Linked DNA regions of Homo sapiens: all the other regions are linked to region 1. The links are chromatin loops, found by intact Hi-C in ENCODE. Cell type or tissue: heart left ventricle. All regions are shown on one strand.

Region 1 (8,000 bases):
TACCAGGCGGTGTAAAAGGTGGTTGCTGGGCCCCTCTGTTTGTGAGGGCTGTTGACACAAGGTTGGGTCCGGGTGATGAAGGCTGATTCCCGCCCTATTTTTCTGATAGCCATAAATGAGAGAAATTCTACAGGCCCCTTTGCCCGGAGCTTGGGAGTTCCATCTTGCTGGGGAAGGAGGCTTTTTGCATCCTGGGAAGAGCTGAGCTTTCCCCTTCAGTGGAACGAGAGCACGTCAAAGAAAAGGGGTTTTGGCGGGACACGGTGGCTCATGCCTGTAATCCCAGCACTTTGGGAGGCCTAGGCGGGTGGATCACTTGAGGTCAGGAGTTTGAGACCAGCCTGGCCAACATGGTGAAACCCTGTCTCTACTAAAAATACAAAAATTAGCCAGGCGTGATGGCGTGTGCCTGTAGTCCCAGCTACTCCGGAGGCTGAGGCATGAGAATCGCTTGAACCTGGGAGGCAGAGATTGCAGTGCAACAGAGGGAGACTCTGTTTAAAATAAATAAATAAATAAATAAATAAAAGAGGCAGGGAGTGGTGGCTCACACCTGTAATCCCAGCACTTTGGGAGGCCGAGGTGGGTGGATCACCTGACGTCAGGAGTTCGATACCAGCCTGGCAAACATGGTGAAACCCTGTCTCTACTAAAAATACAAAAATTAGCTGGGTGTGGTGGTGCACACTTGTAATCCCTCCTACTCAGGAGGCTGGGTCAAGATAATCACTTGAACCCGGGAGAAGGAGGTTGCAGTGAGCTGAGATCATGCCACTGCACTCCAGCGTGGGCAACAGAGAGACTGGGTCTCCCCTCCCACTGCCACAAAAAAAAAAAAAAAAAAAAAAAGCCGGGTGCAGTGGCTCACACCTGTAATCCCAACACTTTGGGAGGCCGAGGTGGGCAGATCACGAGGTCAGGAGATTGAGACCATCCTGGCTAACACGGTTAGAGAATGGCATGAACCTGGGAGGCGGAGCTTGCCAGTGAGCTGAGATCACACCACCACACTCCAGCCTGGGCAACCAAGCAAGACTCCGTCTCAAAAAAAAAAAAAAAAAAAAAAAAGGGAAAGGAAAGGGGTTTTAGTGAAATATCACATGCAACAGTACCACGGAGAAAAGGCACTAAGAACTTGAGAACTGCTGCAGAGAGGGGGGCCTATGGCTCTTCAGCCAAACACTTGTCTTACCCTGGGGCCTATAAGACAGACTAAGGAAGGGCCTGTTCCCCAAGCAGAACTTTAGCTCTAAGGCCAGACCATGCCTTGAAGTATCTCCCATTTTCTACAGTAATTCACCTGACCCAGGGACTCGTGAGGAAGTTACTTGGATTTTGCTGCCTATAGTCCCTCTGGGAGTAAATGCAGTATTTACTCCAATTAAAAATACCACACGGCCTACCTGACCTGATTCAGGGCTATTGGCATATATTTTGGAAATTAACCTTATTCCTAGCCTAAATTTCTCCTTCCTACCTAAATTTTCTGTTTTCTTGTGGTACAGTTGTGTAGTTGTGAGCTGCTTATAATTCATACTGGAAAGGGGTGAGCCATAAGTCCAAAGTAAAATACTTCTAGAAAGGAGCTTTACATGCCCTTCCAGGACAGAATTTCCAACAGTTCTACGGGAAGTCCTTCAAGCTGTGTTAAGACTATGATGAATTTGGCAGAGGAATTTGGCAGTGGTATCAGGTTTTAGGGACTTTGGGAAATTGGGAGAGATCTAATTTTCCTCTGGGTCAAAATACAAGTCAGGGCTCCGCATCTTTTTTGAGCTAGCTTGGGCTTTGGGCTCAGGCTCAAATCCCAGCCCCTTCACTTACTAGTTTATATCCTGGGCACATGACTTAACTTCTCTGAGGCTAAGGTTTGCTCTCCATGACTATGTAGGTCATATCCACAAAGGGTTATTGAGTTCATGCATGTGACTGTCCCTGGCACAGCACACAGGAGGTTAACAGATTTTCCAATCCTCCTTTCTTTTGTTTTCAAGCTACTCTCTTTTTCAACTTGCAACCATGTATTTTCTTTAAAATGTATCACAGCATCAGGCCAGAAAACAAATAGCACCTAATTTGCCACCAATGGAAAGAGCATTTTGTTCACTGGTATATTCATGTGGGAGCTAGTGTAGTGGTTAAGAGAGCAATTTAGAGAGCCAGGCAGTCTGGATTCCAATGTGAGTTCCACGTACAAGCTCCAGGCCTTGGGCCCAATACCTAATCTCACTAGGCCTCAGTTGCTTCATCTATAAACTGGTGATAGTATTATACACATCATACACGTTTGAAGAATCAAATGAGATAATCCAAGTGAAGTGCTTCATTTAGTGCTTGGCATATATTAGGTTGGTGCAAAAGTAATTGCTCTTTTTCCAATTACTTTTAACGGCAAAAACCACAATGGCTTTCACACCAACCTAATGATAAGCATCCAGGGAATGTTAGCTATGGTTAGTGTTTAGTATGATATAATTATTGTTGCAGTTATTGTTGGTTTTACTATTATTGTAATATGGTATCATCATTATTCATACTGGGAACAACAAAAAATTGGTTTAGCTACTTGAATCTCAAATTTACTTCCATAATCTTTACTAATAATTGTACTAGTCTTGATAAAAAATGTGTCCCTCTCTACCTCCTATAGGTCAGTAGCAATTTGATAATATTATATGTTGTTACTTAATTAGAGTCAGGCATTGTGCTAAGTGCTTTCCATGAATTATCTCATTGAATCCGCATAGCAACCTGTAAACTCAGTTATTTATTGCCCCATTTCACAGCCAAGAAAAAAGGTTTAGTGAGAGGAGGTCACACTGGAAGTGGCAGATGAGAGAAGTCCCTACACCAGCTGAGCCTCAGGGGCTGAAAGGATTAGACTGAAAATGATCTCCAAGATTCCCACCCAGCACCATCATCTATTATTTTAAATTAATAATAGTTTTGCTTTATTACCATCTGCCGTATATGTGAATTTATTCATTTGGATGGAGTCTAATGTATAAAGAAAGCTATTGTGACTTTTAGAAAAGACTTTGCTCTAGCAAATTCTACGTAAATAGGCTGATTTCTTTCAGTGTCTCTTGGCTCCATGCTCCCAAAGCCTTGGAAGAACTTTTCCTCCATGTCCAGCACACTATCTCCTTCTTACACGCTCCCAGCCTTCCTAACTTCCACCTTCTGCCAACAGTGTCCACACCTCCCCTCCTCCCCCTGCCATCCCTACACCCAGACCCGCGGCGCATTCCATCTGCCGCCAAGTCCTCACAGCTATTTCTGTCAACGTTATCAAGACCCAAATCCGACCAGCAACACTCCTCACTTGGAGTCCAAAGTCACTTCAGAAAGGCCGGAGAACTCTACAGATGTAAGCTGCTGCTATTATCCTCTCCATATAGATCTGTACACTGATTATTTGTTCCTTGAGGACAGGAATTTTAAACGTTAACATACATGCAAATTACTGAGGGATCTCATTAAATGCAGATTCTGCTTAGGTTACTCTGGGGTGGGGCCTGAGGTTCTGCATTTTGACAGCTCCCTGGATGCTGCTGGTCCCAGACTACACCCTTATCTCAGTTATAGCTCTCAACACCCCTTCAAGGAAGGAATATTGCTCACATTTTATAAATGATCAATGGGCAAGAGAGGTTAAGAGATGTATCCAAGGCCCCAGAGCCGGCGGGTAGCAAAGCTGGGATCTGAACCCAGCTAGATCTTTCTGACTCCATACAACAAAAAAGAAAATAAAATAAAACAAAAAAGAGTATACACACACACACACACACACACACACACACACACACAGAGTTATGTATACGTCTGTATAATGATATCAAACATATTTCATTCTTTATCTCATTTTAACAGCATGACCCTCATAAATGCCTAGAGAAATTTTCAGTCCTGCATGTTGTCAGAACTTAATAAACATTCAATCCGTATGTGGAGTAGGAATGTCTGGGACCTGTTGCTTGGGAGGCCTCTTCCTTTCCTTATAAGCAGACTCATGAAGATCTTTCCTAAAGGTTTCCCTGGGGACTCTATACTTTACTTCTGTTACTGATTAAACTTATTGACTCTAGCACTTTTTTTTGCCTCTAGCAATCCAGTCCCATAGAGAAGCTGACAGATACGTGTTTCCCAATTAGTTTGAATTATGAAAGTAAGGGTGTGAATAATAGCGACCACTAGTGGTGAGTCAGTGCCATCTCACGAAGTAGAAACAGGACGTTGTTAAGTCAGCAAAAAAAAGGGGATGCAGCCTTGCTTCTCCAAGGAGGGTAGCTCCTCTGCGGCAGCCATGAGCCAGTCCAACACTGGCTGCCTTTTCAGGGCCCTGGAATCCAGTTGGAAGATGTGTGTAGGGTCGGAAGGAGGAACAGGAAGATACAAATTAAACAGAAAACACAAAACGAAGCAGCAAACACACAAAAGATGATTACTGGGCAGCTCTCCTGTGAGGGGAGAGTGGACGTCATAGGAGGCTGAAGGAGGTGCTCCCGGGAGCTGGGTAGACAGGAAGGTATCGTGAGGAGGCAGGACTTCAGCTGGGACTTGAAGGGAGAATGGGATTTGGAGATAATGGCATTCCAGGTGGAAGTCATGGGCCACCCAGACAGAGGCCCAGGAGATAGGGGAGTGAACCAAGGTATTCTCAGGATGGAGTGGAGGTGGGAGGGATCCCAGCCCATGAGACAGGGCAGAGAAATCTGGGTGGGCGGCCTGCTTAGTGGAGAGTTGATTACCCGGCCAGGGACTGTGGCCATCACACAGTCGGGGAATGACTTGAGGGAGACAGCAGGTCAGGGAGTAAGTAGTAGACAGGCCATCTACAGCCAGGCAAAGTGGCTTTGGACCCTGACTTCACTCCGTAATAGGTACAAAATAGGAAGGGACACACCTGTTTGAACTTTAGGTACCTCTATTTGTTACTTGGGCTTGATAGGTATTGTCCCAGCGCTTTTCTGGGGCCCCTCCTGGCATCAGAGAACAGGAATCAAGTCCAAACAGGCCTGGAGAGGCAGATACACCAGGCCCTTTCCCAATCACCTGTCACAGCTCTCTGCCCAGGGCCTTTTAGAGAGGCCAAACAGGAACAAAGACAGGGGTGCCACTAGCCACCCCGGGTAGGACACTTCTGTCCTTTGTGGGATATAAGCCAGAGGTCCAAATGAAGGATATTTAGTTTGCCTTTTTGCTAACAGATTAGATGAACAAATAGTACAAGGCCTCCCAGAACAATGAGCCCAAGAAAGGGCTGGGCCAGAACGGACTTGAGTCTGGGGTTCCTGACTCCCAAAGCACAAGGCCCAAAGGCCGCCTGGGTGAAAGGTCTGAGTCAGCCTGGGAGGGACCCGCAGCTGCTCAGGGCTGCTCCTTCTTGGGTGATTTCAAAAGCTACTCCTGGCCTCCAGCTCAGAGGACTGTGTGCCTTCAAGGATTCATTATTCAGTAAGAAGTCAGATGCTATTTGGAAAACAAACATTTCCTGCATATCCATCCAAGTGGGACACTTTAACATAAGAACACTATCTATCATCACAACAGCCCTGTCATTTAGGTATTTTTAATCCACAATTTACAAATGAAGACATTAAGCTCAGAGAATTTGATCCAAGTTTCAGAGCTGGTAAGCCACAGCTCCAGCATTCAATCCTTGGTCTCATTCCTTCCCAGCCCACCGTTTTTATCCAAGATGCCTCAATGACCTCTTCCCTGCAAGAGCCTGCCTTGAGGCTTCCGGGAGTTTTGTCCATCAAAGCTTTCTTGGCTCTGTTTTCACAGTTTGGGAAATGGTACCAACACAGGCATTTCTTCCTACTGTTTGCCCATCATGACCCACCCACTGTTGCCTCCTTAGACTGCTCCTGTGCTATTCCCAGGAGAAATATTACTGCTACTACCACTACTACTAATACAAATGATCTTCACATATTGAGTTTCTACGGTGTGCTGAGCACATGAGTTTATAAATATATGGTCTTATTTAACCCTATAATTATACCTTTTTTTTTTTTTTTTTTTTTGAGACAGTCTCACTCTGTTGCCCAGGCTGGAGTGCAGTGGCCCAATCTCAGCTCACTGCAACCTCTGCCTCCCGGGTTCAAGCAATTCTCCTGCCTCAGCCTCCCGAGTAGCTGGGACTACAGGCTCACACCACCATACCCAGCTAATTTTTGTGTTTTAGTAGAGATGGGGTTTCACCCTGTTGGCCAGGCTGGTCTCAAATTCCTGAGCTCAAGTGATCTGCCCGCCTTGGCCTCCCAAAGTACTGGGATTATAGGCGTGAGCCACTGCTCCCGGCTTATACCTATTTTCTATATTAGGATCCGAAAACACAGAGAGATAAACCCACTTGCCCAAGATCACCCAAGTAGTAAGTGGTGAAACTGGGATTTGGACGCATGACCTCTGACTTCAGAGCATGTGAGTTTAAGCACTGGATTCAATACACATATGTACACACCCAACCTGTTCTCCCTATTTCCTGTCTTGATCATTTTGGAAATAATTGAAACAGGAAATAAATGTGACAAATAAACTTGTCGCAGGTCCTTTCCTTGAGAACTAACATCACCATCTACCCATCAACCCCGTGGCTCTAGCCAAATATCTAAGAGTCATCTTGATTCGTATATATATATTTTTTTTCCTTTTTTTTGAGACAGAGACTCACTCTGTCACCCAGGCTGCAGTGCAGTGGCACAATCTCGGCTCACTGCAACCTCCACCTCCCGGGCTCAAGCGATTCTCCTGCCTCAGCCTCCCCAGTAGCTGGGATTAGAGGTGCCTCCCACCACACCCAGTTAATTTTTGTATTTTTAGTAGAGACGGGGTTTCACCAGATTGGCCAGGCTGGTCTTGAACTCCTGCCCTCAAGTGATCCTCCCGCCTCAGCCTCCCAAAGTGCTGGGATTACAGGCATGAGCCACTACACTCAGCCTTGATTCAGTGTATTTTCACATACTGATAATTATAAAGCAGGCAGAGTCTTATTTAAACCTGTGATTATTCTATGTAACAGAATTTTAATCCATTAGCATGGTGATTATTCTTCCTGAGTGGGAGACACTAGTCTCTGTTTGGTCTTTAGCCATGAAACACCTTTATACACATCACACTAAATCTCATTCTCTGCAACAAGCGCTGTCCCTCCTCTGAACGCGTGAGCCATCCAGCCTAAAACAAAGAGAAACTTTTATGACTAGCCACATTGTTTTCACTTTTAAACAAACCTACAGAAAAGAACACTCATTATCAATGTATTTGTTAATTGTAAATTGCTATCATCAAACCTAACAAGGTTTGGGCCTTTCAAGTGTTGGGAGCTTGGAATTTGGGAAGCCAGGATTGGGGCTGGAGGAGGAGGTGGCATTCTTAAAGAGATGGAAGGATCTTATCCATCTGATCAAAGAATCCAATCAAAGAACAAACTTCCTAATCTTTAACGATCCATGCATACCTTAGTGAGGACAGCAAAATGCAAAATAAATTATTATGTTAAAATTGACTGGCATGAAATTCTCATGGCGGGAAGAGAAATGGAAACCCTGGCTCACCCATGGCCTGCTCATATCCTCAGCTCGGCCAATGGGAAGTGCATTCCCAGCATCCTTGTGGTCTCCATGATGTGATCGAGGCCAGCAGTGTCCCCTCTGAGTGGCAGCTGTGCAGCGTCGAAGCCCCTCTGATGTCTACAGGACTCACCTGCTGCATCCTCTGCAAACTGCAAAGGATAAAAAGACACTGTCTGACCCTCCAGTGCTGCACCACCAGCCTCGCTGCACTTCCATTCCTCCATATTGTAAATACTCCCTTTACTTAGCTGACAGCTTCAATTTTTTTTCTTTTTTTCCCCAAGACGGAGTCTAGCTCTGTCGCCTAGGCTGGGGTGCAATGGCACGATCTCGGCTCACTGCAACCTCTGCCTCCCAGGTTCAAGCAATTCTCCTTCCTCAGCCTCCCCAGTAGCTGGGATTACAGGCATCTGCCAC
Region 2 (8,000 bases), 390 kb before region 1:
TGAAAGAAGAAAGAGAAAAATTATCAACGAACACCGAAGCAGCTCTTACAAGGAATGATGAACTGAAGATGATGCTATGAAAACTTAATGCTTTGTTCCTGAGAGGCAGTGAATAAATACCAAATGAATAAAAGCACAAAGTCACCTTTTACTTTTCTTTCCCTTCAACTTAAATTTCATTACCAATAAGCATTTATAGACCGCTTTCTATCCATGTGACATGATCCCACCTTGAACAAGTCGCTTTACCTCGCTGAGCCTCAGTTCCTTTAATGGTAAAAATAACAAAGGAAAGGAAACATGAACGACATTATTCCCACATCACAATGTTGTAAGTATAATTTCTAAGACTGAAGCAAGGCAACATCTGAGGCCTGGTACACAATGGGCACTGGGCAAGCACACCATTTTATTTTTAAAGTTCTGGGGTACATGTGCAGAATGTGCAGGTTTGTTACATAGGTAAACGTGCGTCATGGTGATTTGCAGCACTTATCAACCCATCACCTAGGTATTAAGCTAAGCATGCATTAGTTATTTATCCTAATGCCCTCCCTCCCTCCACCCCACCCCCTAACAGGCCCCAGTGTGTGTTGTTCCCCTCCCTGTGTCCGTGTGTTCCCATTATTCAGCTTCCACTTATAAGTGAGAACATGCGGTGTTTGGCTTTCTGTTCCTGCATTAGTTTGCTGAGGATAATGGCTTCCTGCTCTATCCACATCCCTGCAGAGGACATGACCTGGTTCCTTTTTATGGCTGCATAGTATTCCATGGTGTATATGTACCACATTTTCTTTATCCAGACTATTATTGATGGGCATTTGGGTTGATTCCATGTCTTTGCTATTGTGAATAGTGCTGCAATGAACATATGCATGCATGTATCTTTGTATTAGAAAGAATTATATTCCTTTGGGTATATACATAGTAATTGAATTGCTGGTATTCAAATGGTATTTCTGGTTCTAAAACTTTGAGGAATTGCCACACCATCTTCCACAATGGTTGAAGTAATCTATATTCCCACCAACAGTGTAAAAGGGTTCCTATTTCTTTGCAACCGAGCCAGCATTGGTTGTTTCATGACCTTTTAATAATCACCATTGTGACTGGTGTCAGATGGTATCTCATTGTGGTTTTGATTTGCATTTCTCTAATGATCAGTGATGGTGAGCTTTATTTAATCTTTGTTGGCAGCATGAATGTTTTCTTTTGAGAAGTGTTTGTTCATGTCCTTTGCCCACTTTTTAATGGGGTTGTTTGGTTTTTTCTTGTAAATTTGTTTAAGTTCCTTGTAGATTCTGGATATTAGACCTCTGTCAGATGGATACATTGCAAACATTTTCTCCCACTCCGTAGGTTGCCTGTTCATTCTGATGATAGTTTCTTTTGCTGAATCACACCATTTTTTCTCACCTATGGAGAATGGGAAAACAATCAGGCCCAAGCAGGGCAAAGTCAATTGCTCCTTGACATTTATTCCTAACTTACCTACAGGGCCACAGGAGGCAAACAACTGTGACTGCCACATGATGTTCAATTATCCTCTGCCCCTGTATGAGAGAGGCGGAGATCTGGCTACAACCATCACCCCATTAATGACCAGCATCAATTTGGCATAACTAACACAGGTGCCCCCTTTCTCTTCCTCCCCTGCAAAGCTGCAAGCTGACTTGCAGGTAACCTACCCAATCTGATGGGCCCATTCTGCAGACTATGAGATAGACTCTTCTAAGATTTGAGGTTCAAGGTCTAACACGTAAAATCAAGGTAGCACTGTCACCCGCAAGGTTCCTGACCACCCCCACACCCAAATTCTCTGTATCCGCCCCAATCCAAAGAATCACTTAAAGCTTTGTTTTATGTGGCTGGAGAGGAAAGGCATGTGCCTCTGCCCTCTCTTTCTTAAACAGTCTATAAAAAGCCTGAGAAAATATTCCTGTTCACAGGCTGAGAAATCCAAGGTTTTCCTTGCAAACAAAAGCCAACAACCATGAAAACAAGCAAAGCAGGAAACTGGACTGGACAAAATGGTGGTCCAATCTCCTTGCTCACTCTGAGCAGATAAAGAGCAAGCTAGGGCTGAGCCTGGCCTCTTCAGAGGAACAAGAGATTCTTGGGCAGCTTCAGGGAAGGAGCACCTGAATGAAGGATGGAAATGAGTGGAGATCTCCCAGGAGGCTGCATCCTGACAATGGCATCATCAGCATAAGCGCAAGAAGCCCATAGAACTCTCTCCAGCCTCAGGGTTGACTTCATGCTAGTAAGTTTTAGGAATTCTCTTGAGTTGCACTTTAAGTCAAATAAAATTGCTATGGAAAAACTGAGAGGACATCAGAGAGCGAGAGAGAGCTCAATCACACTGTTTGATTTTCTTTCCCTCCTTAAAAGGGTAGCAATCCCAGAGTTTCAACGGACCACAAATGGCAAGTCTGCATGAACACAAGGTTGAATTTTTCACTGAAAAAAAGAATGTATCACTGTGGCTGTCTGTAATCAGATGGCCTTCCATGACCAGTTTGACCAGTTAATCCTGTGGTTCAAGCGAAAACCTTTGGTTTTCCATTTTTCATATGTAGTGGACCCAGAAAGCATTAAGAGGAAAGCTGCCAATGGCATTTAAAGTAAACCCAGGGTGAACAACTTCAAAAGAATAATGTATTATTCCTGGGCTCCTTCCCCATGGGCATTTTGCACATACTTCCTGATTTGCACCCAAGTATGCAGATTTCAAAGTCATAATAAAGGTCTCACTTCTCTACTCTTTAAGAAAAATAAAGTCAAGTGCACTGGCCTAGATGAAGTCATTTTAGTTGGTCAATACCCACCTGGCCTGGGCACCAATGTAGTTTGGAACCATTTTTTTTTCTTTTAATTCATCATGTCCTCATGGTAGCCCCGAGCTTTTTTTTGAAAATGGTTAACAGATGATGTGAGGCCTTGCTATTTATACCCTGCCATCCAGAGAGGGAAGCAGAATAGAAGGTGTCAAGTTGAAAGAAACCAACATTTGCCAAGTGCCCATTATGTGCCAAGGAAGGGGGAAGGGAGGCTTTTCTTGAACTAGAAGAAAAGAAACTGGATCTTAGGAGGCCCAGGATAGAACCAACTGGGCTCAGCTTCATCTGCTCATCACCTCCCTACCTACCAGGCCCTTGGGGGAATTTAGAATCAGGGGAAGGATAGAGATCATGGAGTGCTCACCGTTGGCCAAGAGACACACTATTTCAGGGATATACATAATCCCAACATGCAAAAATGTCAAGAGGAAGAAATTGGAAGGATGAAGCCATTGAAGAATCCATTAGCAAGGGTCTGTAGAGCCTGGAAAGCACAAGGTTGTATAAATATGAAACTCACGAGGCAACACGGAGGAGCAACGAGGTGGCTGGGCAAGCTGCCATATCCCAGCACCTGTTACTCCAGCAGAGACACAGGAAAGACACAGCCAGAGAATTCCATCACACAAGAGTTTATTAATTAATTCATTCATTCATTAAATGTTTTTTGAGCATTTACTATGTCTTGGTCACCGTGCAAAGGTACAAAAGATATTTAAGATATAGTCCTTGCCCTTAAATGAGTTCATATTCTGATGGGGAACCGCCTATTTTAAAAGATAAAATGCAGTGCCAGCCAGGCGCGGTGGCTCACGCCTGTAATCCCAGCACTTTGGGAGGCCGAGATGGGTGGATCACGAGGTCAGGAGATCGAGACCATCCTGACTAACACGGTGAAACTTCGTCTCTACTAAAAAATACAAAAAATTATCCGGGCATGGTGGCGGGCGCCTGTAGTCCCAGCTACTCGGGAGGCTGAGACAGGAGAATGGCGTAAACCCGGGAGGCAGAGCTTGCAGTGAGCCGAGTTTGCGCCACTGCACTCCAGCCTGGGCGACAGGGCGAGACTCCATCTCAGAAAAACAAAACAAAACAAAACAACAACAACAACAAAACGCAGTGCCAGGTGCTCATGTCTGTAATCTTAGCACTTTGGGAGGCTAAGGAGGGAGTATCACTCGAAGCCAGAAGTCTGAGAGTGACTTGGACAACATAGTGAGATCCTGTCTCTACCAAAAAGAAAAAAACATTAGCCGAGTGTTGTGGTGTGCATCTGTAGTCCCAGCTGCTCGGGAGGCTGAGGTGGGAGGATTGTTTGAGCCTGGGAGTTTGAGGCTGCAGTCAACTATGATCATGCCACTACACTCTAGCCTGGAAGTCAGAGTAAGATCCTGTCTCTAAAAACAAAACAAAACAAAATAAAAACTAATTGCAAAAATAGAGTATTGCAATGTGTATTGAGGGTATAATCAGAGGCAGCAAAGCCAGGAAACTCTTCAAGTAGAATCCTTAGGAGTTTTTCTAAACGCAGCTCTGATTTTCTTAGAATTTAGACATCTTACTTCCTGCTTCTGGAATTATAGTGCCTGTTACCTTAGATTGTTAAATTGCTGAGAGTGTGAAGATTTTTCTGCATCTTCATGGGTATCTGCAACATGAAAATAAAAGGATTAAAAATATCTTCAGAAACAATAAACAAGCTAGAAAGCCAAATGATCTTTGGAAAGAAAAGTTGAGAGTCCCTTATTAGACATTAAAACCTCCTACAATGTTAATTAAAACGTGGTATCAATTGAGCAATGGATAGAAAATTCAGTGCACAATATATAGCATGCCCAAAAACATTCACAAATACATGCAGTAGTTTAGTATATGGAAAAGTTTCCAACTCAAATTAGTAATGAAAGTCTGGGTTATTCAATAAATAGCGGTAAGTACCATTTGCAAAGATATCCATTTTATAATATAATGACACATCTTTCCCATCTATATCAAAATTAATTCCAGATGGACCAATAATTTAAATGTTTGTAAAATAAATCTTCAAGTTGCTAAAGTAAAATACGGGTGATGATTTATGAAACCCGAGCACAGAAGGATTTCCTAAGAATGACTAAGAATTAATCAGCATTAGAGGATAATGCTGATAGATTTTACTCCGTGTAAAGAAAGAATGTATGGTGTCACTTCCTCCCATTGACTTGAGGCAAAGGGTGAGAAAATGTCAGGGAGACACTCTGAGCAGACACGTTGACACTGGGGGAGGGTGGGTTTGCTGTCTTCATTTTCCAACAATAATCATGTATTATTGTGTAATACATAAAAGCATGTTATTTTTTACAGTAAATATCTGAGAACTCAATTTTCTTTTTCTTTTTTTCTTTTTCTTTTTTTTTTTTTGAGATGGAGTCTTGCTCTGTTGCCCAGGCTGAAGTGCAGTGATGTGATCTCTGCTCACTGCAACCTCTGGCTCCCAGGTTCAAGCGATTCTCCTGCCTCAGCCTCCTGAGTAGCTGGGATTACAGGCACCCACCACCATGCCCAGCTAATTTTTTTTTTTTTTTTTTGTATTTTAGTGGAGATGGGGTTTTTCCTTGTTGGCCAGGCTGGTCTCAAACTCCTGACCTCAGGTGATCCACCCGCCTTGGCCTCTCAAAGTGCTAGGATTACAGGCGTGAGCCACCAAGCCTGGCCTGAGAACTCAATTTTCGAAGTATTTTTCCCTTGACTCATCTAAAAAACAAACAAAAACTAAAGTTGATATGTTCCCAGTTAATTATACTCTTTTTAAAAAATTCATTTGTTTATTTATTTAGAGATGGAGTTTTGCTCTTGTTGCCCAGGCTGGAGTGCAGTGGCGCAATCTTGGCTCACTGCAACCTCTACCTCCCAAGTTCAAGCGATGCTCCTCCCTCAGCTTCCCAAGTGCTGGGATTACAGTTGCCTGCCACCATGCCCAGCTAATTTTTTTGTTTTTTTAGTAGAGACGGGATTTCACCATATTGGCCAGGCTGGTCTCGAACTCCTGATCTCAGGCGATCCACCCGCCTTGGCCTCCCAAAGTGCTGGGATTACAGGCGTGAGCCACTGCACCCAGCCAATTATACTCTTTTGCATACATTAGGGTGCAATTTTTCAAAGTAACCCAATGAGGTAAATGATTTCATTTTATCTCTACCTTTGGTTAATGAAGATATTAGGACTCAGTAGTGTAGAGAGTTGTCCAACATCACACAGCTAACAAGAAGCAGTACTGTACAGCATCCCCAGGCTTCCTGCTTCATGAGCTATGCTATGCCCCTACCGCCACCGCTGCTACTACTGCACAAACAATTTCTTCTTGCAGAGCTACCTTTAAAAAAAAACAAAAAACAAACAAACAAAAACCAGTCCTTTCAAAAATCATATTTTCAAAAATGCTATTTTAATAGTATTCTTTCTATATATCCATATGCTCAGGCAAAATGTACTACTTCTATCAGTCTTATCCCCAACTTTTCCTAAATGATATGCAAAAAAAACACATACCCTTGAATAAATAATAATTTAAAGGGATAGGTCATTCAAATTCATACATGGAAAATTGTGCATTTCTGTAAGAAGTTACAAAGTCTAGAGCCATAACTCTGTATGCTAAAATACATATATATATAAATATATATTAATCAAAGCACTTAATCTCTCAATTCAATATATCTGCTGTTCCATTTATTTTTCCAAGAACCTGTGGGTGGAAATTAGCTTCACATTTATATAACTAAAGGACCATGTGTTGGCTTTGCCAAATCTAAAGAACACAAGCTCTTAGGAGCTACATGAGAACCAGGAAAATGTCAGTTTTTCTTTTCTTTTTTTTTTTTGGACGGAGCTTGCTCTATTGCCCAAGCTGGAGTGCAATGGCACAATCTCGGCTCACTGCAACCTCTACCTCCCAGGTTCAAGTGATTCTTCTGCCTCAGCCTCCCTAAAAGCTGGGATTATAGGCGTAAGCCACCATGCCCAGCTAATTTTTTGTATTTTTAGTAGAGATGGGGTTTCACCATGTTGGCCAGGCTGATCTCAAACTCCTGGCCTCAAGTGCCAGGACTCTCTATCTGCCCATCTCAGCCTCCCAAAGTGCTGAGATTATAGGCGTGAGCCACTGCACCTGGTCCCTTGTTAGTTTTAAGTTACCGTTCTATCCTGAGCCTTTAGCATGGAAGGGACTCAACAAATATGAATGAAGATCTGGTTCAGAGGGAGACAGGCCTCCTGTCCTTAGGAAGCCAAAATGTGCTTACAACTTTTATTTGGCATTATTTTCAGAAAGGGACCCTCTTCATATTACAGTGGCTAAAAATAGAAAACTACCTAAATGTTAAGTCACAGGAGATTCATTAAATATATTACAGTCTAGACATGTTCTACAATTAAAATAACATTACAGAAGTCAAGTTGATGTATCACTTAGAATGTTTTCAGTTTCAAGTAACATAAAACCCTCACTGAAATTGATTTTAAAATAAGGACTTTTATTATTGCACATATCAGGAAGTCCAGAGATAGAAGATTCAGGGTTGCTTGATTCCAAGTCTCAATAATGTCATCAAGGGCCAGGTTCTTTCCATCACCCTTGCTCCGCCACCCTCATGGGTCATATTTGTCCTCATGTGTATCTTTTTCTCAGTTTCAGGATGGCTACAAAGCTCCAGGCACCACATCCAACAAATGCAATGTCCAGAGGCCTCAAGGACTTTTTCTTCGGGTCTCTTGTCTAGGATCAGGGAAGCTTTTCTCAGAAGCCCCAGCAGACCTCTCATTATCTCTCAAAAGAGCCATGTGCCCACCCCTAAGCTACTCACTGGAAAGAACAGCAGATGACAATTATTGCTGTAGACTAATTAGGATGAACCCCTATGATCATGGATGCAGTCACCCTCATCTGATGAGGAGGAGGAAGCCTCTGAACTAAAGTGATGAAGAGGTATCAGATGTATCCATGAGGATAGACTAGGCTATGCAGTAACAAACCACCCCGAGGTTCCAATGGTTTAAAATTACCGAAGTTGGGGCTGGGTGCAGTGCTCATGCCTGTAATCCTAGCACTTTGGGAGGCTGAGACAGGAGATCCTTTGAGCTCAGGAGTTTGAGACCAGCCTGGGCAACATAATCAGACCTCGT
Region 3 (8,000 bases), 370 kb before region 1:
GGCCATGGAGCCACTAAAAGGAGTCTACAGCCCAGGAGCTGGGACTCTTCTTGGTTGTGCACCTCTGGAGCCAGACATAGCCCACAAATGAGCATCATGGTGATTTCAGATGTAAAAAGTGGAAAGAGAGCATTTTAGCTCACTTTTTTTTCCGTACAAATAAATTATTCTTGGTAAAGAGACTCTGAATTTGAACAACACCTTTATGGATTATTTGGGGATCATTTTGTTGATGGCTATTGTTCAAAAGTGTCAAGGAAGGTCAGCAAATCCATCCCAACAAATGAAACTTTCAGCTGAAAAACAGTGTTTGGGAATATCTAGATATTCATTCTACTTTTACTCCTAAATAACTTAGCTGGGTACTCATTGTAGATGAATTATTTTTTGCTTTCCACAATTTTGTCTTGCAGTCTCAGCCTCTATGTTGATCATTTGGAATTAAGCTTAGAGTATGAGGCAATGTTCATACAGCATGTCACACACAAAAATGTAAAGCTGGATCTAATAGAAATGATAAAAACCAAATCCAGAAAACATTTTCTCCAGAAGAAGCAACATGTCGGAACAACTTGGCTAACACCTATTTTTAGTCATGAGGATTATATTAATTATCACCAAGTGCTGTTGTCCTTTGTTACTGGGACATTGCATAGTGTTTTTCCTGTCTCTGGTTTCCCAAGGATGGAACACAAACTGTCACTACATGTTACACAAACCTGCCTGAAACCTGGATCCAGGCAGCTTCACTGGTTTAAGTCTGGACAGGACAGAGCCCAGCCAGACACCTCCCTAATCTTAACGCCCTCACAGAAAGTGTTGATAGGAACTGTTTTAATTCCAGTGCTCACCAAGTTGTACATAGTCTCTAAGTGATACAACCATTATTTACAAATGAGGGTGTGTCTGCATTGAGATGTTTTTGTAGTTTTCAGAAATAATCATAACCACAATCTTGGGCAACATAAATAAGAAACACTGAAAGAAGATACAATATACACTCACCAAGCAGGCTTTACAAAATCTGATGTATTTGGCATCATTTTGTTTTCAAGAAGAGAACTACAGTCATGGAGCCAATTGAATGACAAGGGGAGGAAATTAGGAAATAAAGACCTAACATATTACAAAATAACCAAGATATTCATTATAGCTGGAATAAGAAATAAAATAAAATTGATACCTAAATATGGTCCAAATTCAAGGAAAGAACACCCTCCCCCCCAGCTCCCGCCACACACACAGACACACACTGGTAAAATAGTAAATGTCAAAGGGTAACTTGCTATCTTGTCCATTCATTTATATATTTATTCATGTTCATTTAACAAATATTTATTCAGAAACTAATAGGTGTCAGACATTAGGGTAGACTGTTAAAAAGATATGATTCTTGCCCCTAAAAAGTTGACACTCTAGCAGAAAAAACAATCAGATAAAGATATTCAAGGAATAACATGGTGAGGGATGTGACTTCAATAAATAACAGTCCTTCCCATTCAGAAAGAATTCTATACTTTACAAGATTCTTTCACATCTTGTGGTGTCCTTCTGAGTCATTGTGTCTAAGGTATGTCTCTTAAAAACAGAATATGGTTGAGTATATTCTCCAACACAATCTGAGATTTCCTGTCTTTTAAATGAATAATTTGCTTACTGATATTTCAACTTATTTCTACCTTCTAATTTTGTGGGTATTTTATTGCTACATTGCTTGTTTCTTCTTCTCCACATTCTTTCCTCTATGGGATCAAGCTTTCTTTAATCTATTTTGTTTCCTTCTCCTGACTTGAAGTTATACATTGTATTTCTATTCTTCTAGTACATTACCACTTAAACGTATAACATGAGCAAATAATAAAGTCAAAAATTACCAATGGCTCTCTCCTCCTATTGGACAAGAACAAGGTGGGGGCCATTCATGCTTTCTTGCTTCCTTCCCTATTATTAGATAGTGTTTTAATTCCACTTCATTTTTCCCCTTTCCCCTTACTCAGTATTATTGTTACCTTTTTTTTCTTTGAATATCAATGCTTGTTTGTTTTACTAATATGTTTAGCAATTTCTTGGTTCTCCATTGGTTTCAATTCCCTTCTTACTGAAAGACAGGCATACCCTGATAACCAATACTTAGATTAACATTTCCCTGTTTTTAATTCCCAAACTTCATAAAACTTACGTACTTCTAAGCACAATGTTTTTTGACTGATATATTTATAGAAAAAGTTCATGTACATCTCCACATTTCATCAATATTTTAAGCAAAACAAGATGCAAGAAGAGTCACGGGTTTTATTTCAAATACAATTGGTACGATGTCAGAATCATGGGAAGCCATGTTGAAAAGCCCGCTGAGAGTCAGCGAAGTGTACATCTCATATGTTGGTGATGCTAAAGAGAAGCATCATGACATTACTCCAGACAAGTGTTTAATAGCTATGTTCACTGTGTTCTGCTCAGGAAGTGATGCGTTAAGCATTTATTTATTTAAACATTTGATGGTTGTTGCTTATTATGTTAATATTTTACTGTATTGATTTGCATTTTAGGAAATAGTTAGTGGTTTGGGGTTATCATGTAATGAAGTATAATTTTTCCTATTTGAAATAATAAAAAATAGGCTTGGTAATATTTTCATTTAGAATGTCTGATTTTGGGGGAGGAATTACTGGAGTTAAATGGGCAATACATGTATATTTTTAAGTAACTTTTTCATGGATTCCAATTTATTATTGGCAATTGCTTCATTCTACTTTTACTCCTAAATAACTTAGCTGGGTACTCATTGTAGGTGAATTATTTTTTGCCTTCCACAATTTAATGATATCCCACCATCTTTTGGTATTGTTTTTGAGAATTCTATTCTCAATCTAATCATCATTCCTTTGTCGATAATCTGTCTTTCTTCTCTGGATTCTTTTAATATTTTAGTTCTCAATATTTGCAAACTATCCATCTGACAAAGGATTAATAATCTATATTCATAAGGAACTCAAACAACTCAATAGCAAAAAACAAAACAAAACAAATAATCCAGTTTTAAAATGAGCAAAAGACCCGAATAGAAATTTCTCAAAAGAAGACATACAAATGGCCAACAGGTACATGAAAAAATGCTCAACATCACTAATCATCAAGGAAATGCAAATCAAAACCACAATGAGATATCATCTCACCCCAGTTAGAATGACTATAATCAAAAAGACAAAAAATAACAAATGCTGGCAAGGATGCAGAGACAGAGGAACACTTCTACACCATTAGTAGAAATGTGAAGTAGTACAGCCATTATGAAAGGTTCCTCAAAAAACTAAAAATAGAACTACCATATGATCCAGCAATCTCACTATTAGGTATATATCCAAAAGAAAGGAAGTCAGTACATCTAAGAGATATCTGAACTATCACATTTATTGCAGCACTATTAATAATAGTCAAGGTGATGAATGGATAAAGAAAATGTGATATATATACATACATTTCTTTATATATGTATAGGAATTTATATATATATATAGGAATATTATTCAGTCATTAAAAATGAAATCCTGGCATTTGCAGCAACATGTATGAAACTGGAGGTTATTATATTCAGTGAGATAAGCCAGGCACAGAAAGGCCAATATTGCATGTTCTCATCCCTATGTGGGAACTGAAAAAGTGGATCTCTTGGAGATAGAGAGTAGAATGATGGGCCGGGTGTAGTGGCTCACACCGGTAATCCCAACACTTTGAGAAGCCAAGGTGGGCAGATGGCTTGAACCTAGGAGTTTGAGACCAGCCTGAGCAACATGGCAAAAAAAAAAAAACTCTACAAAAAAATAAAAAAATTAACCAGGCATAGTGGCGCACATCTGTAATCCCAGCTACTTAGGAAGCTGAGGTGGGAGGATGGTTTGAACCCAGGGTGCCAAGGCTACAGTGAGCTATGATCACACCACTGCACTCCAACCTGGGTGACCGAGTAAGTCTTTGTCAAAAAAAAAAAAAAAAAAAGGAGAGAGTAGAATGGTGGTTACCAGAGGAAAGCAGGTAGAGAGGATGATGAGAAATTGGTTAATGCATGCAAAAATACAGCTCAATAGAAGCAATAAGTTCTAGTATTCAATGGTGCAGTTGAGAAGTTATAGTGAATAATACCTTATTGCATATTTATAAATTGATAGAAGAATTGTAATGTTTCCAACATAAGAAGAAGAGAAACATTTGAGGTGATTGATATCCCAATCACCCTCATTTTATCACTGCATACTATATACATGTATCAAACTATCACATGTGTCCCCCAAATAAGTACAACTATGATATATTAATAAAAATACATATAAATAAAATATAGTTCTGCATGTTCTGCAGTTTTCATTCTGATGTGGCAAGGTGTGGATTTGGATTTATATTTACAGGAAGCCCTTGAATAATGTGGGGGTTGGGGCACTGGCTCCCCAACCCCCTGCAGTTGAAAATATGCCTATGACTTTTGACTCCTCAGAAACTTAACTACTAATAGCCTACTGTTGACCAGAAGCCTTACCAATAACATACACAGCTGAACACATGTTTTGTATATGTGTTACATACTGTATTCTTACAATAAAGTAAGCTACAGAAAAAAGTTATTAAAAATCATAAGGAAGAGAAAATATATTTACTATTCATTAAGTGGAAGTGGATCTCATAAAGGTCTTCATTTTTATCATCTTCATGTTGAGTAGCAGAAGAGGAGGAAGAGGAGGGGTTGGTCTTGCTGTGTCAGGGGTGGCAGAGGCGGAAGAGGAGGAGGAGGTGGAAGGGGAGGCAGGCACACTTAGCATAAGTTTTATTGAGAAAAATCTGCATGTAAGTGGACCCACACAGTTCAAACCCATGTTGTCCAAGGGTCAGCTGTATATTCTGCTTGAAACTCATTCATTCACTTGATATATACTTATTGTGCCCCTACTACTTGCTAGATCCAGGCACTAGGGATCAGCAGAGAGCAAATCAGACAAAGTCCCTGTGTTCATGCAGCTTACCTTCTGGTGGGAGGAAATGGAAATTAACTAACAGTCTCATGGAAATACATTATGTCTGATAATGATAAGAGCTATGGAAAAAAATAAATTAGGACATGGGGGTAGTGGATGCTGGGAGAGTACTATGTATAAGGTGGTCAGGAGGTCTTTTTTGATAAGCTGATATTTGAGCAGATACCTGAAGAAAATGAGGACACCAACTATCTAAATATCTGGGGAAAGAGCATTGCGGCAGAGGATACAGCACAAGCACGAGCCTGGAGGTCAGAGAATGCCTGCTGTGCTCAAGGAAGAGCATAGAAGCCAATGTGTCTGGACAGGAGTAGTGAGAGGGAGAATGGATCAGGTCAGACACGTGGAGGGGTGAGTAATGCACACGGATCCTCCAGTCCATTGCAAAGACTTTGGAAAGGCTCTGAGAAACCACTAAACAGTCTTAAATAATAGAGTATGACATTTGTCTAAAAGGCTCATTGTGACTGTTGCGCAGAGAACAGACATTTTATTGTGTAGGGATGCAAGTAGGAAGGACAGCAGAATGACCAGTTGTAGACTACTGCCATGGTCCAGAGGAAAGATGATGGAGGAAAGATGACAGAACATGGCAGTAGTGATGGAGGCATTGAGAAATGGTCAAAGTCTGGGTATCTTTTCGGGATAGAACTGGCGACATTTGCTGAATTGGATATGGGGTATGAGATAGAGAAGATACAAGCATCACATGAAATTCTTTGAACCAAATAACTGAAAGAATGAAAAAAATCTTTTTGTGACATGGGCAATTGTTAAGAACAGTTTAGGTGGAGGGAGAGATGCAATGTCAGGGGTTTTCCTTTGAAGACAGTGAGTTTGAGATGTCTGTCAGATGGTAAAATGGAGCTGTGGTATAGGAGGCTGGATATGGGAATTTGAATTTCAGAGAAGAGGTCCAGGCTGGAGAGAGCAATGTGGGAGTTGTTAGCAGTAGGACTCACAGCCACAGGACTGGGAGGAGATTGCCTTAGAGAGTAAGGAAGGAGCCTACATCCTCAAAAACTTCATGTTTAAGGTCCACAGGTGAAAAGGAACCAACAAGGAAACTGAAAAGGAACAATCAGAACAGTATGAGGAGAACCCAGAGAAAGTGGTCCCTAGAAGCCAAGAGAAGAAAACGTTTCCAAGAGGAGAAATCACACAACTCTGTCCAATGCTGCCAGTTGCACATCATGAAGATGGAGAATCGGCCACTGGACTTGGCAATGTGGGCAGCCTCAGTAACCGTAATAAACTGTTCCTATGTGGTGACCAGGATAAAATCCTGATTAGAGGGGTTTTGAAAAAGAATAAGAGCAGAGAAAGTATACATGGGGACTTTAGGCAACTCTGAATGAGTGTTGCTGTGAAAGGGAGCAGAGGAATGGAGTAGTATCTGGAGCAGAGTAGCAGACAAGGGAAGTTTGCTTTATTTTACTATGACAAGTTGTTGCAATATCTTTTCTTGCTGATGATAATAACATAATTGAGAGGAAAAAAACTGATTGAGAGAAGGAGAGAGACTGCAATTGCTGGAGTGTGCCTCTTTATTCTGCGGACTCAAATTTTTCTTCGTTTCTAGAAAATTATCAGCCTCCTAGCCTTCCAACATTACATTTCCCCAATTCTCTGAATATCTTCATTCCAGAACTCTCATTTGGATTTGTATTGGGTCTCTTTAGTCTATCAGGCAAATCACAAAAACTCCCTTCAAATTTCCACTTCCTTATCTCTCTGTACTATATTCTGGGTGATTTCTTCAGCTCTACCTTTTGATTCAATAATTCTGCCTTCGATTATGACTAGTTTGTTCTTTGACCCATCTACTGAATTCTAAATGTCAATATTTTTCCTTTTCACAATTTCTATTTTGTTCTTTTTCAAATCTGCTTATTCTTTTATTAGAAGGTCATTTGCTTGTCATATAATTTCTATCATTTATTTCTATTCATTTTCAGAATTTCTATTTTATGTCTCTTTTGGATCGTTCTGTTTTCTCACAGTCTTGGTTACTGTGTTCCCATTTATTGCATCTGCTGACTCTACACCACGGTGGGTTTGTCCTTCATATAGTTTGCAATTTATTTTAGCTCATCTTCAGCAAAAGGTGTTTTCCAGTAGAAGTCCCATGTACCCTTACTTGTGGAAAGATCTCTTCAGATACATTTTTATCTTTGCTTCTATTAAATCCCAAGTTTTTGGTCTGACCCAAAGATATTTGTTTGTATAGTTCCTTTACAAAGACCGGTAGCCCTTTGAGTATCTGGAATTGAGGGTCTGAGTCCCAGCCCTCAAGCCATGCCTTGTCAAGATTAAGCATTAAACTCCCAGCCCGCAGTTCCTGAGACCTAAGCCCATGGCACACCTCAGCATCAACTGTAGCGCTCCCTTCTAAGTTGCAGTTTTCTTTTTGTTTGTGAAACCCACAACTTTCCCTTTCTTGCTTGCTTGAGTATATACTTTAAAGTGTTTTCTTGACACTCTTTACATTTAATATGTTTATGTATTTGCAATAGGAAACATGTCCACATAAGGTCGGTCTATCAAATATGGTAATCTCCAAAGTTCAGCATGATGTACTGGTCCCAGAACACTTTGACTGAACTCAAAATTGAAGCTGGCCTCAAAATCCTTCTCAACCTAAGAAACAACTACCATTGCGTCAGAGTTGGCATGGGAAATGAAAACTTTTCCCATCCTTGTGATGCTACACCAAAAACAATTACTATTTTGTCTTTGGGCAATTAAGAAAAGATTCATTAGCAGATCTCCATCAATTCATAGAGAGAATTCCTGATATCCAACCCTTGGGTATATTTCCTAAAACTAGAGGAGTATTTAAAGGAGGATCAAAATAACAGTGGAGTGACATTCCCTGAGTGCAGACAGATGCCCCATCAACCAAGCTGCTTGCTTCCTCCAGTGAGCTTGCACTTTGTGGAAATGCAAACCTAATCTTGTCTTCAGAGTATCAAT

Evidence for each region. Peaks named below come from ENCODE experiments on the same cell type or tissue, not always from the same donor. Only the 100,000 strongest peaks of a DNase experiment are listed, where the experiment ranks them.
Region 2: it touches region 1 in a loop (4-fold over the local background); 4 of 110 quality-filtered maps call a loop at or near these places.
Region 3: it touches region 1 in a loop (2.5-fold over the local background); 10 of 110 quality-filtered maps call a loop at or near these places.

The regions. Positions count from the first base shown.
Region 1 is chr18:21,993,995-22,001,994 of GRCh38, reverse strand. It overlaps LINC01900 (long intergenic non-protein coding RNA 1900), which reads right to left. Exons shown (of 3, transcript XR_001753529.2): 2 at 7,566-7,732; 3 at 7,018-7,185. Among named protein-coding and RNA genes, the nearest start is that of LINC01900, 17 kb to the right of the region's middle. In heart left ventricle, a CTCF peak has its summit at 4,189; DNase peaks (open chromatin) are centred at 3,234 and 5,338; H3K27ac peaks cover 2,016 bases.
Region 2 is chr18:22,382,954-22,390,953 of GRCh38, reverse strand. No RefSeq gene overlaps it. Among named protein-coding and RNA genes, the nearest start is that of CTAGE1, 31 kb to the left of the region's middle. In heart left ventricle, no CTCF peak of the experiment used is centred here; a DNase peak (open chromatin) is centred at 3,391.
Region 3 is chr18:22,361,040-22,369,039 of GRCh38, reverse strand. No RefSeq gene overlaps it. Among named protein-coding and RNA genes, the nearest start is that of CTAGE1, 53 kb to the left of the region's middle. In heart left ventricle, a CTCF peak has its summit at 4,971; no DNase peak of the experiment used is centred here.